2 separate regions of the Mus musculus genome follow, and region 2 is linked to region 1. A link is a contact called in ENCODE Hi-C or POLR2A ChIA-PET data. All regions are on one chromosome and are shown on one strand. Each heading gives the region's core, a stretch centred on a gene start or an enhancer-like site at or near the end of the contact. The rest is flanking DNA. Distances are from core to core; before and after follow the strand shown. Region 1 holds the start of Copa (coatomer protein complex subunit alpha). Region 2 holds the start of Dcaf8 (DDB1 and CUL4 associated factor 8).

Region 1 (5,531 bases), core at 161-2,660:
AAGACTCCTAAGCAGGATATGAGTATTTCTGAGTATCCAGGATACAAACTGAATTATTAATGACCACAAATACAAATTCCAATTCCAACTTACACTGGCAGCCAATCTGATGAGTGGCGTTGAGCAGGCGGACACAAGGAGCTGTTTTATTTAAGGGAATGTAGATTTTCCTCTCCACTGAGTTTCCCCCACACAATCCTGATCAGAAGATAAACAGTATTAGGAAAAAGTGAAAGATAATTTGGTATTAGCCTCTATCATCATCAGCTCGATTCATGGTTTCAGTAAAGCATTCACGATCATACTGTCTAACACAAGATTAATGATCATTCTTTTCACTTCTTGGCCACATTATTGGAACATAAGTATTGTAAAGAGGACCTAGCTGTGTATTTTAGAAAGTTATTAGACTCCATGATGATCGATTAATTATAAAGCTAAAAGGTGATTGTCAAAAGTCTTTGACTTCAGATGTGCCGGCGTCAAGTTTCAGGGCTAAACAAGTCTGCTTCTTTTAGCTTGCCTGTACATTACTAATTAGTTATCAAAAGAGCTCTGGTCTAAGAATATAGATTGCCAAAACCAAACAAAGAAAAGCACTAACAACAAAAACCACCTAAGAATCTGAACAGACCTAGGAGAAGAAACGTTATGCCACACACCTGGTCAGTTAATGAAATATCAGACCATTTGCCCACACACCTAGAGTATGGGACAGCTACAGTTCCTCCCTTGAAGCTAATCAAAAGCAATGTGAATGTTGAGAAAGACGGAGTCATGGCTATACAAGGAAATGGCTGCATTTCAGGGCTTACCTAGAAAGATATATATATATATCTTTGCTTAACTCTTAGTTGAACACACTATAAATAATTACAGGTGTGTTACTGATTGTACTTCATAATTTAAAGATCACTAAATAGACATTAGATTGGAAAAAAAGAAAATATTCATATACATTAAACGTCTAAGATTCCTTGAATCATTACTTCCCTCTTAACAGTTTAAAGCAGCTAAGCTAACGTTAGCCTCACTTTAGTAAGCTAAGAAAACAAGGAACACAAATTTAGGCTAGAACCAACAGGAGGAAACGGGGGCTCTCATTTTTTCAACGTCGCACAAAGACCACGAAACGAGACTGTTTTGATCTCAAACATACTAAACCGGAGGAAGGGGGCTGAGCTTTTCACACCTGTCCCTTTTGATGGCTGATGGGGTGGCTGGGCTTTAAACAGAGAACGAGGCATGCGAGAAAGGTTGAAGAGAATCAGGCTGGAAACCCAGAAAAGGGCTGGAGAGAACTAAGGAAATGCAGGTCCAGGCAAAGGAGGAACTTATGTCATGGGAACGAAAGACAAGAAGGATTTCCAGGGCGGGGGACAGAGGGGCAATCGGAACCAGAAGGGCATTGCCTGCACTAGCGATGGGCCGTTCCGGACGGCTCCTCTTAAAGACCAGAGCTCCGGGGTGGGGTGACCTCACCTGCCAGTACCACGGAAAAAGACAGAAGAAGAAGACCCCGACTTCCTGGGTCAGGCCCAGAGCCGCCCCTAGTCGTAGCCATCTTGCCTCTCCGCTGGGCGGAAGCCTCAGGTCCCTTCCAGACTCGTAGCGGCCTCTCTAGGCTTCCGCTAGCATCGTCTCTGTGGCCCAGCGCTCCAGAGACCGGAAGTCCTTGTCCGAGGAGCTTCCGGGAGCCGCGACCCGGGAGTAGCTGACGTGGAAGCCTTGGGAGTGCCACCGGGAGCGGCGGGACCCGCTAACCTGACCTAGGAGCCCGAGGCCTGAAGGATGCTAACCAAATTCGAGACGAAGAGCGCGCGGGTCAAAGGTAGTGGAGAAGAAACGGGAACAGCGGAGGTTGGGTGTTGGGGGTAGTGGTGCTGTCACTAAGGCAGGACTCGCTGACCGCGTCGGGCCTCCTGGAAGAACCCGGAGGAATAACCGAGGGAGCGGCTTAGGGTTAGTGGAGTAGTCTGCAGTCCGTGCTGCTTCGTATGTCCTGGAACTTATCGTGTCGTGGCTCGTTAACCTTAGGCCGGCTCCCTACTCCTTCCAGCCACCTCTTCTGGGGGGGTGTGCCAGCCCTTTCTGTTCTTAAGGCCTTATGACTTGGATGCTTTCTGATAACCAGGTTGTATGGAGTGTTTCTGGGGTTTGAGTCTCAGCTTCTGTCACTGGCTACTCCAGTAGCCCGTCTGCTCCATTTCCATGTCCAGTGCTTCCGCTGGACTATTTATTTATTTATTTATTTTTGGCCTATTTGGAGTGAGAGAATGGAGGCCTACTGCCCCACCAGGTCCCGAGCCTGGGTAAGATTGTCCGGTGAAATACAGATGCTTTGTGTTAGATTTGAATACCAGGTAAACAGCTAAATTTTTGGTGATAAGTCTTGAAAGACAAAGGCCTGAGATCACACTCTTTGAAAATGTCGATATTAGAAAAATTAAGTCTATGGAAATCTGATAAAAAATATATCTGGACTATTTCATGATATGCATTATAGTGAAGTGGTTCAGAATTTGTTTATTGGAGTCAGTCAGACTTGCTTAGGAATTCTGAAACGTCTACTAACAAGCCGCCTTAAGGTGTCTCCTTACTATCTCTAAATCTCTATATTCTTATCTTTAAAAATAAGGATAGTTAACACTTTCTTATAAAGAGAATTAAAATGAGAAAGTACATTAACTGTGTTTATAATAGTGCCTGGCAAGACTTAGTAATTCAGAAACTGGAGGTTCTTTAATGGAGGCTATATTCTGGGCAGTTTCTAAGTGTCATGGGAAATTTGATTATAAAGGGTGCCAGTAAGAATTCTTAGTACCACCAGGGTTACATAGAGAGACCTTATCTCGAAATGGCAAAAAAAGAAGAAGAGAAAAGAATTATCATGTGTGGTGCCAGTCATGGTGGCTTTAATTGCAGCACTCAGGAGCCAGATGCAGGTGGATCTCTGTGAGTTGGAGGCTAGCCTGGTCAACGTATCGAGCGGCAGGCCAATCAAAGCTACACTGAGACACACTGAGATCCTATTCTAAAAAAAAAGGTTCTAGGGCTGAAGAGTTGGCCCAATTAAGATTTACTGTCTGTTCAGAGGACATGAGTTTGGTTCCCCATTCAGCAGCTCACATCCACCTGTAATTCCAGCTCCAGGTGACCTGACCCCTCTTCTGGGCTCTGTGGGCACCTGAACTCACCTGTGCATGTACTTAATAAAAAGAACAAACACAAACGAGTCTCTGGTATTTGAGTAGTTGAAATGAGTCTTCATTTTCTATGAGCTCTTTTCAGATTTCTTCTTGTGCACTAGAAAGGCATTAGGGAAATCAGTATTTGAGAGTTCATTAAGATCGCTGAATCAGTTAAGAGGGCATACTGTCCGCACAGTATGTCGTTCCCATCACTCATGACATGTGGTTCACAACTGCCCGCTCCACGGGACGGTGTTAAAGAGTCTACCGTAAAAATAAAAGAAACATCATGCAAAATAGTGCCTTCATTAACTTGCTATGAGAGTATATTCATATAATATTTTTACAACTAAGGACTAGCTACCAGAGTTGGATGTGGTGACTCACTCCTGTAATCCCAGCACATGGGAGACTAAGGCAAGATGGTTGCTGCAAGTTTGAGACCAACCTAGACAACAATGTGAGGCCATGTTGTGAAAAGCCCAAGCATTCCTGGTGTGGTGGCACAGAGGCAGGCAGATATCTGAGTTTGAGACCAGCCTACACTAAACAGCTAGGACTACAATGAGAAACCTTAGCCCTGAAAAAACTTGAAAAAAATTTACCAAAACATTAAATGTACATGTTCTAAGCCAGTAAGGGCTCAGTGGGTAAAGGTGCCTGTCACCAATTGGCCAAGATTATCTATAGAAGTATCTTCTGTAGACCTTTTTGTTTGTAGGTTTGGTTTGGTTTGGTTTGGTGGTTTGGTTTGGTGGTTTTGTTTGTTTGTTTGTTTTCCGAGACAGGATTTCTCTATGTAGCCCTGGCTTGCCCAGAATTTACTGTGTAGATTAAGCTGGCCTTGTACTCAGAGATCTGCCTGCCTTTACCTCCCAAAGAAATAAAGGTGTGTGTTACCACCACCTGCCTTCAGTAGATCTTTTTTATAGTCAGAAACTAAAAGTGAAATTTTAATGTTTTCTAAGAGTAAGGGTTTTGTTGTTCTTGGTGGTGGTGGTTGTATTGTTTTGTTTTTTAAAGACAATGCCTCACTAAATAGCCCACCTGGGCCTCAAACTCAGTGTTTCTGTTTCAACCTCCCAGATGTAGCATTACAGGTGTGTGTGTGTGTGTGTGTGTGTGTGTGCGCGTGTTTTAGTGATCATACGCAGAGCTAGACAAGCCAGTCTTCTTCCACTGAAGTAAATGTCCATCTCCAAAACAGCCTAAAATGTGATAGACTAGTGGGGTGACTCAGTGGTTAGTGCTTACCACCAAGCCTAATGCCCCGAGCTCAGTCTCTAGGGCCCATATCTTATGGTAGGAGGAGGAAATTGACACCTGCAAGTTGTCCTCAGACCTGCACATATGCACTGTGGCTCGTGTGTGTCCATGTGAAAACTCACCGTGCACAGATAGTAAATAAGTGTCATTAAAATTTTTAAGTGTAGTGCCGTTGTTCCTTACAGCTATAAAAAAGAATGAGTTTCTGGTAAATGAAGTGTGAAAAGGTTTATGTCATATATTTAAGTGAGAAAGGGGTATAATTCCATGTTCACAAAATGATAAGGCATGTGTGTGTATGTATCTGCACTAAAAACCTGAAGGGCACACTTCAGACTGTTAACAGTCCTTTCTTGTAGTATTTCCTTTTGTCATCCTGATGGAGTAACAAGGACTAAATTTGTTTTCCTGCCTTAAATTGCTAAACATGTAAACAAAATTACAATGGTTTCAGACATTGGTCGGTAAAGAGTACTGGGAATTATTTCTTGAGGGAAGGAATATAAACAGGACGGATCTTATGTTAGTTTAGGTTAGTGCTTAGAGAGAGACACCAGGCTGCAGTGAAGGACAAGGGAGGGAGGAACCCTGTGGTCTAGCCGAGGAGCAGAGCTCAGCATTTGGGGCAACAAAGATGTTAAAGTATGCTTAGAAAAGCCCAGAAAAGGGAGCGCGCCGGAGGTCTGTATGGATTCCCTCGAGCCTTTGTCAGAGTATTGATAGGTACATGCATGCATGAAAAATATCCAAAATTTAGGAAGAAAAAAAACATCAAAAGGTAGTTGTGGGCCTGGAGAGATGGCTCAGTGGTTAAGAACACTTGCTGTTCTTGCAGAGGGCCCAGGTTCAGTTCTCAGCATCCACGTGGTAGCTCACAACCGTTGGTAACTCCACTTCCAAAGGATCTGACCCTCTCTTCTGTCTCCTGCAGACACCAGGCATGCATGTGGCACACATGGACACATGCAGGCAAAAGACCATACACATAAAAATTACATTTAAAAACTTAAGAGGTAGTTATGGTAATTGAATATACCTAAAATCCTAGGACTGGGAGACTAAGGTGGGAAGATT
Region 2 (5,444 bases), core at 1,211-3,710, 65 kb after region 1:
AGTTTGATTCCCAACAACGAATAAAATCAGACATAGTGGCACATGCCCGACCCTCGGGAGATGGAGGCAGCAGTTTCAGAAGTGAATTTGAAGCTATTCTGAGCTACTCTCGTTCCTGTCTCAAAACACCTGGGAGGAGGGGAATGGTATTGGTATGGGGTAGAGTTGAGGAGTCTGTACTTAGTACCTTAACCTTCTGGTTAAAAGAAAGAGAGGCCGAAGACGTAGTTTGGTTGTTAGGGTACTTGTTCAACATGCCCAAAAGCCCCGTGGCTCCACCTCCAGCACTGCATAAACCAGCAATGGCGATGCTTCCCTGTAATCCCGGCTCTGGAGGTAGAGGCGGGATACAGCCTGGGATGCAGGAGACCCACCTAAAACATCTTCAACAACCTTGGTGTTCTGAGTCACACCAAAGGAAACAGCGCAGGATGAAACTTGGCCTTGCAGGCATCAGGAAGAGTCAGCCTCTGTGGACTGAGTACTGAACATCTGCCCAAAAGTATGTTTACTGATTGTTACACAAGTTGTTCTTTTTTTTTTCCGGGGCAGGGGGGAATAAATTCCTTTATACTAAAGACCCTAAAAAGCTCTATGTTTCCTGAAGAAAACCACCCTACAACTCTAGTCCTTACTGTGTACTGTTTGCAATCCTCGATAATGCAAGGTATTGCAGGTGTGCCAGGACCATCTTGTGACCCAGAAGTCACTGAAAGACTGTAAAGCTCCTTCAGAAGAACAACCCCATAGATGAGAGAAAGCACCTCGGTTTTCTATAAGGATCTTTTTCAAGGTCAAATTACTTCCAAAAAAGCCGGGAAGTGGTGGCGCACGCCTTTAGTCTTGGCACTTGGGAAGCAGAGGCAGGCAGATTTTTGAGTTCAAGGCCAGTCTGGTCTACAAAGTGAGTTCCAGGACAGCCAGGGCAAGGAAACCCTGTCTGGAAAAACAAACAAAACAAAACAAAAACATTACTTCCAGGAAAAAAAACTCTTCATTCTGATGTCTACCCTAAACAGTGAAAAACAATTATTTTATTCTACTGCCTACCCTGGATATAATGATCCTACTAGATTTTTCTGCTACAAATAAGAATGCTCCAGCCTGCTAGCTAGGAGTAATCTGGAATCCTAGAATCCTGGTTAGGTTTCCTTTAGGTGTCAGCAGAAAGTAGTGTACAGAGGTTACCTAAAACCAGCAACCTGCAGAGTTATGTGGCGTATCCATGTTTTAGCTGTATTTTCACAACAGCTAAATTATGAATAAACCTAGATATTTATCAACAGATGAATGAATTAAAGAAAATATAGAATATATACACAATAGGATCCATCAACTATGAAGAATGAAATAGTATTTGCAGATTATAAACAACATAAGTTAGACTCAGAAAGACAAATATGGCATGTCCTCTCCCATATGCAGAATCTGGATTTAAGTTCATGTATACATATGTCTATTAATTACACACACGTATTCATATTTAACAACAAAGTAGACAGGAGACTGAGAGGCAAGGAAGAGATATAAAGAGAGTTGAAGGAAAGCTAAGAAAAGAGAATGGAGTATACACTAGTCACAAAACTTAGTGGTAGTTATTGGAGGAAGGTAACCAAGAAGGGGAAAATGAGTGGGAAGGGGGCCATGAAGAAACAGGCATGACACATACATATGAAAATGCCACATGGAAACCTATTGCGTGTGTGTGTGTGTGTGTGTGTGTGTGTTGGGGATCGGGGAAGGACTTATTCTAGCCCCGAACTTACTATCCGTTGTTCTAGGTTGACCTCCAACTTGTGTATATCCTGTCTCAGCCTCCTGAGTGCTAGTTTGTAACCTGTTAGTTTGTATGCTCATTTAAAAAATTAAACTCTGCAGCGTTGAGCGCCTTTAATCCTAATCCCAGCGCCTGAGAGGCAGAGGCAGGTGGGTGATCTCTGTGAGATCTACAGTTCCAGGACAGCCCGGGTAGAAAGATCCTGTTTCAAATGAATAAATAAATCCTGTTTCTAAGCCGTGTCACTCCCACCCCCAGGTGTGGGGATCAAACTTTTAAAACTTTTAGACCCTTAGGAAGCATTCCAACATCCCCAAACCTTAGTGACTCTTTTAAACAAATGGACAAATGGGTGCTGGCAGAAGGCCTCTTAAGAAGCCATTGAAGGAAATGCAGCTTTGAGCCTGAAAGGAGAAAGGGGTTTTTCTTTAAACAAGGAAACAAACAAACAAAAAAATATGGCAAGAATTAGAACCTCAGGCCTGGAGGACACCTAGAAGTTTGCCTGCCAGAGCCTTTGGAATGAGGTTCATTTTCCGGCACAACTCCAAGGAGCCCCTAGATCGCATGTGTTTTGAATACCAGGAGACAAGCCATCACTCTCAAAGTACGAAAACAACTTGACTCCTCCGCCCCGCGCACGCGCCCCTCGCGGCTTCGGTTGGCCCGAGGCTCCGCCCCTTGTGCGGCCACCGGGAGGGTTGGGAGCCCAGAGCTCGCGGGACCGCTCTCGCTCAGTCTCCTCCAGCACAGCGTCGCAAACCCCGCCGGAAAGCGTGACGGCGCAGGCGCAGGCGCGGAGACCCGAGACGGTGGTGGTGGCTGCCGCTGGCCAGTGTAAGATGGCGGCGGCGTTGGTGGCGGCAGTGGACGGGGCGGCTGGGCCTGGAACAGTCGGAGCATCCGCTGGCAGAAGGATGACCCTAGATGGGAAGCGGGCTGCCGGGCCTCGCCAGCTCCCGTGCTTGTAACTGCCCCAGCCGGACGCCCTCCCCTTGACCTACCGGGTCCGTGTTTCGTCCGGCTCGGCCTGTTCCCCCCTCTCCCTGACCGCTTCCCCGCAGGACAGGCCCGATCCCTTTCCTAAAACTCCCGGACTTTAAGTCTTACTCCCCTCCTCCGAGTCGGTGCTGGGAGGACTCGTCCTCTGCCCGGGTCGGTCCACGGGGTTGCCCCCTAGGGCCAACCCCATGACTCACAGGGGCTTCTCGTTCGTCCGGTGACCCATTCGTAAACTCTCATTTCTCCCTTTATAATTTGGGGACCCGGCTCTGTTGGCGTCTCCTAGTCACTTCAGGGCCACCGCGCAGTGTGCCCCCTTCCCCCATCCCAAGATCTCAGGCCCAGCACCTCGTACGGAAGGCCGAGGTCCAAGAAACTGGCAGTCTGTTCTTGAATGCTTTGTGATCTAGTTCTCTTAATGTACTTCCCCTCCCCGTGTCCCGAAATCTTTTAGGACACCTTAGAACGGTCCCGCTTGGTCCTTATTAGTTGGAAAGCATCTGGCGGCTTGAATTTCTGACTCATGATTGTTGGTGTAGTCTGTAAACAAACCCGCACTAGAGCGATCACATTCTCCCGCGGATTCTCCCCTCCCCCCCCCTGCTCCGGAGTTTGCTTGAGACGGGTGGTTTGGTTTAAGAGTTGAAAAGATACAGGTTTTCCTCATAAGTGACTCTTTAGCCTTGGTGGAGCTGGGAGATAACTTTGCCTGGCGTTTAAATCTTGTGTTAATCCTTTGTGTTTCCATTACGGGCATGGGTTTTGTTCAGTAGTCAGAATTGAGTTAGGTAAGTTGTTTTGGTTTTAAATAGTTGTGAGGAGACTTTAAAAAAAAAAACATTAAAGTGTGGTCATAAATATTTTGGCTACTTTCAGAAGAGACGCCTTTGCCATGTAAACTTTCACTTTTCTCAGTTCTTCAGCGAACCTCCAGACCAGTTTTCTCAGGATCTTGGGCCTGACTTCGGTCGGCGATAAAAGCAGGAAGGTGAGTGGCATTGAAGGCGTTTAATTCCTCAATTCAAGACCCTTTCCTCATGCGAAAGTGCAGACCGCTAAACTCAACAATTGTTACCCCTGTTTCCGCAAGTTTGGATATTGTTAGCAGCTTTGTTACAATTTTGGTTAAATTTCTTACAAATTTAATTGGCTGTATTTTGACCTGCTGCCCGACACTGTTGTTGTGTGTCTTCAAATGGCTTAAGCGTCGAGTGAGCAGTCTGCACCTCGTTTTCTATTCCCCCGTTATTTATTTGCATTGTGTTTTGTCTTCCCGTGGATCTTGTCTTAGACTGTTAAAACATAGAGAACTGGGTTGCCTGAATTCTGTTTAGCCTTTTGTCAAGTCAGATCTGTTCTCCCAAACCCAGAACTTATCATCCATGCCATCTGGAGAGTAATTAACCACTCCTGACTAAAAGCTAGGATCGAAGAGTGAGCCTCCATTTAGTTGGTATCTAAGTCCAGTTAGCCTCAGAGGCACAACTTTTCAAAAGGTAGTGGGATTTCTTTTCTTTCTTTCTTCCTTTCTCTCTCTCTCTCTCCCTTCCTTCCTTTTCTTTTCTTTTCTTTTCTTTTCTTTTCTTTTCTTTTCTTTTCTTTCTTTCTTAAAAGCAGTTCCTTTTGTAGCTAACTTGCAGATTATTGGTCAGTAGAAGAATCATGTGCTTTCAGCAACAAGGAGAGGGAGCCGGAACACAGTTGTCAGTATGGTTCCTACAAGGCTTGTAGATTGCTCGTAGCAGAGGGTAGGACTGTGCTTGAGACTGGCAAGACTTAGTAGAGAAGCCCCCTGACTCTTTAAGGTAGGTTTGACCAATCCTAGTACCTTTGGGATTTGTACTGGGAAAAGTTTGAGAGTGGCTATGCTAAGTTTTGTTCCCCGTGGTGCTCAAAACTAGAAAATGTTCATTATGAAGTAACATAAAAACTTTGAATGCGGATGCATGTATGTAAGATGTAAGAGTAAGCTTTTACATTTTAATTTGGTTTTATGTCTGGGTGTTTTACCTGCATGGCTGTCTGTGCAACGCTTGCATGACTCATGCTGGAGACGATCAGAAGAGGGTCTCAGATCCCTGGAACTGAAGGTATAGGTAGCTGTGAGCTGCCATGTGGGTGCTGTGAACTGAATCTGGGTCCTCTGCAAGAACAGCCAGTACTCTAAAACAGTGAACCATTTCTTTCTTTCTTTCTTTCTTTCTTTCTTTCTTTCTTTCTTTCTTTCTTTCTTTCTTTCTTTCTTTTTTCAAAGATTTATTTCATTTATATGGGTACACTGTAGCTGTCTTCACACACCAGAAGAGGGCACTGGATCCCATTACAGATGGTCGTGAGCCACCATGTGGTTGCTGGGAATTGAACTCAGGACCTCTGGAAGAGCAAGCAGCCAGTGCTCTTCACCGCTGAGTCACCTCCAGCCCCAGTGAACCATTTCTTCAGCTTGTTTATTTGACTTTTGAGACAGGAACTCACTTTATCCCAGGCTGACCTGAAATTTATAATGCACACCAGGCTGGTCTTGCAAACTTGTCTCACCTAGCCTCCTAAGTACTGGTGTACTGGTGTGAGGCACCAATCATAGGTAATACATAACAGGTGTTTGCTTTGTACCCATCTTTCTATTTTGTTTGTTTTCTTTTAAGAACTAGGGCCTAAGAGCCGG

The links. A loop is a pair of places that touch in the nucleus more often than their neighbours do. ChIA-PET counts read pairs that join two places held with the same protein, here RNA polymerase II (POLR2A).
Region 2: POLR2A ChIA-PET joins it to region 1 with 31 read pairs in Patski. The contact joins the promoter of Dcaf8 here to the promoter of Copa in region 1. A Hi-C loop is called at or near these places in 1 of 37 maps with a recorded cell type or tissue (T-helper 2 cell). POLR2A ChIA-PET finds 5 or more read pairs at or near these places in 4 of 5 experiments (Patski and embryonic stem cell).

What each region holds. Positions count from the first base shown.
Region 1 is chr1:172,081,119-172,086,649 of GRCm38, forward strand. Copa (coatomer protein complex subunit alpha) reads left to right here and starts at 1,411. Exons shown (of 33, transcript NM_009938.4): 1 at 1,411-1,831. The coding sequence starts at 1,792. Ncstn (nicastrin) reads right to left here and starts at 1,631. Exons shown (of 17, transcript NM_021607.3): 1 at 1,483-1,631; 2 at 94-198. The coding sequence starts at 1,564.
Region 2 is chr1:172,145,555-172,150,998 of GRCm38, forward strand. Dcaf8 (DDB1 and CUL4 associated factor 8) reads left to right here and starts at 2,461. Exons shown (of 14, transcript NM_001357204.1): 1 at 2,461-2,784; 2 at 3,695-3,767.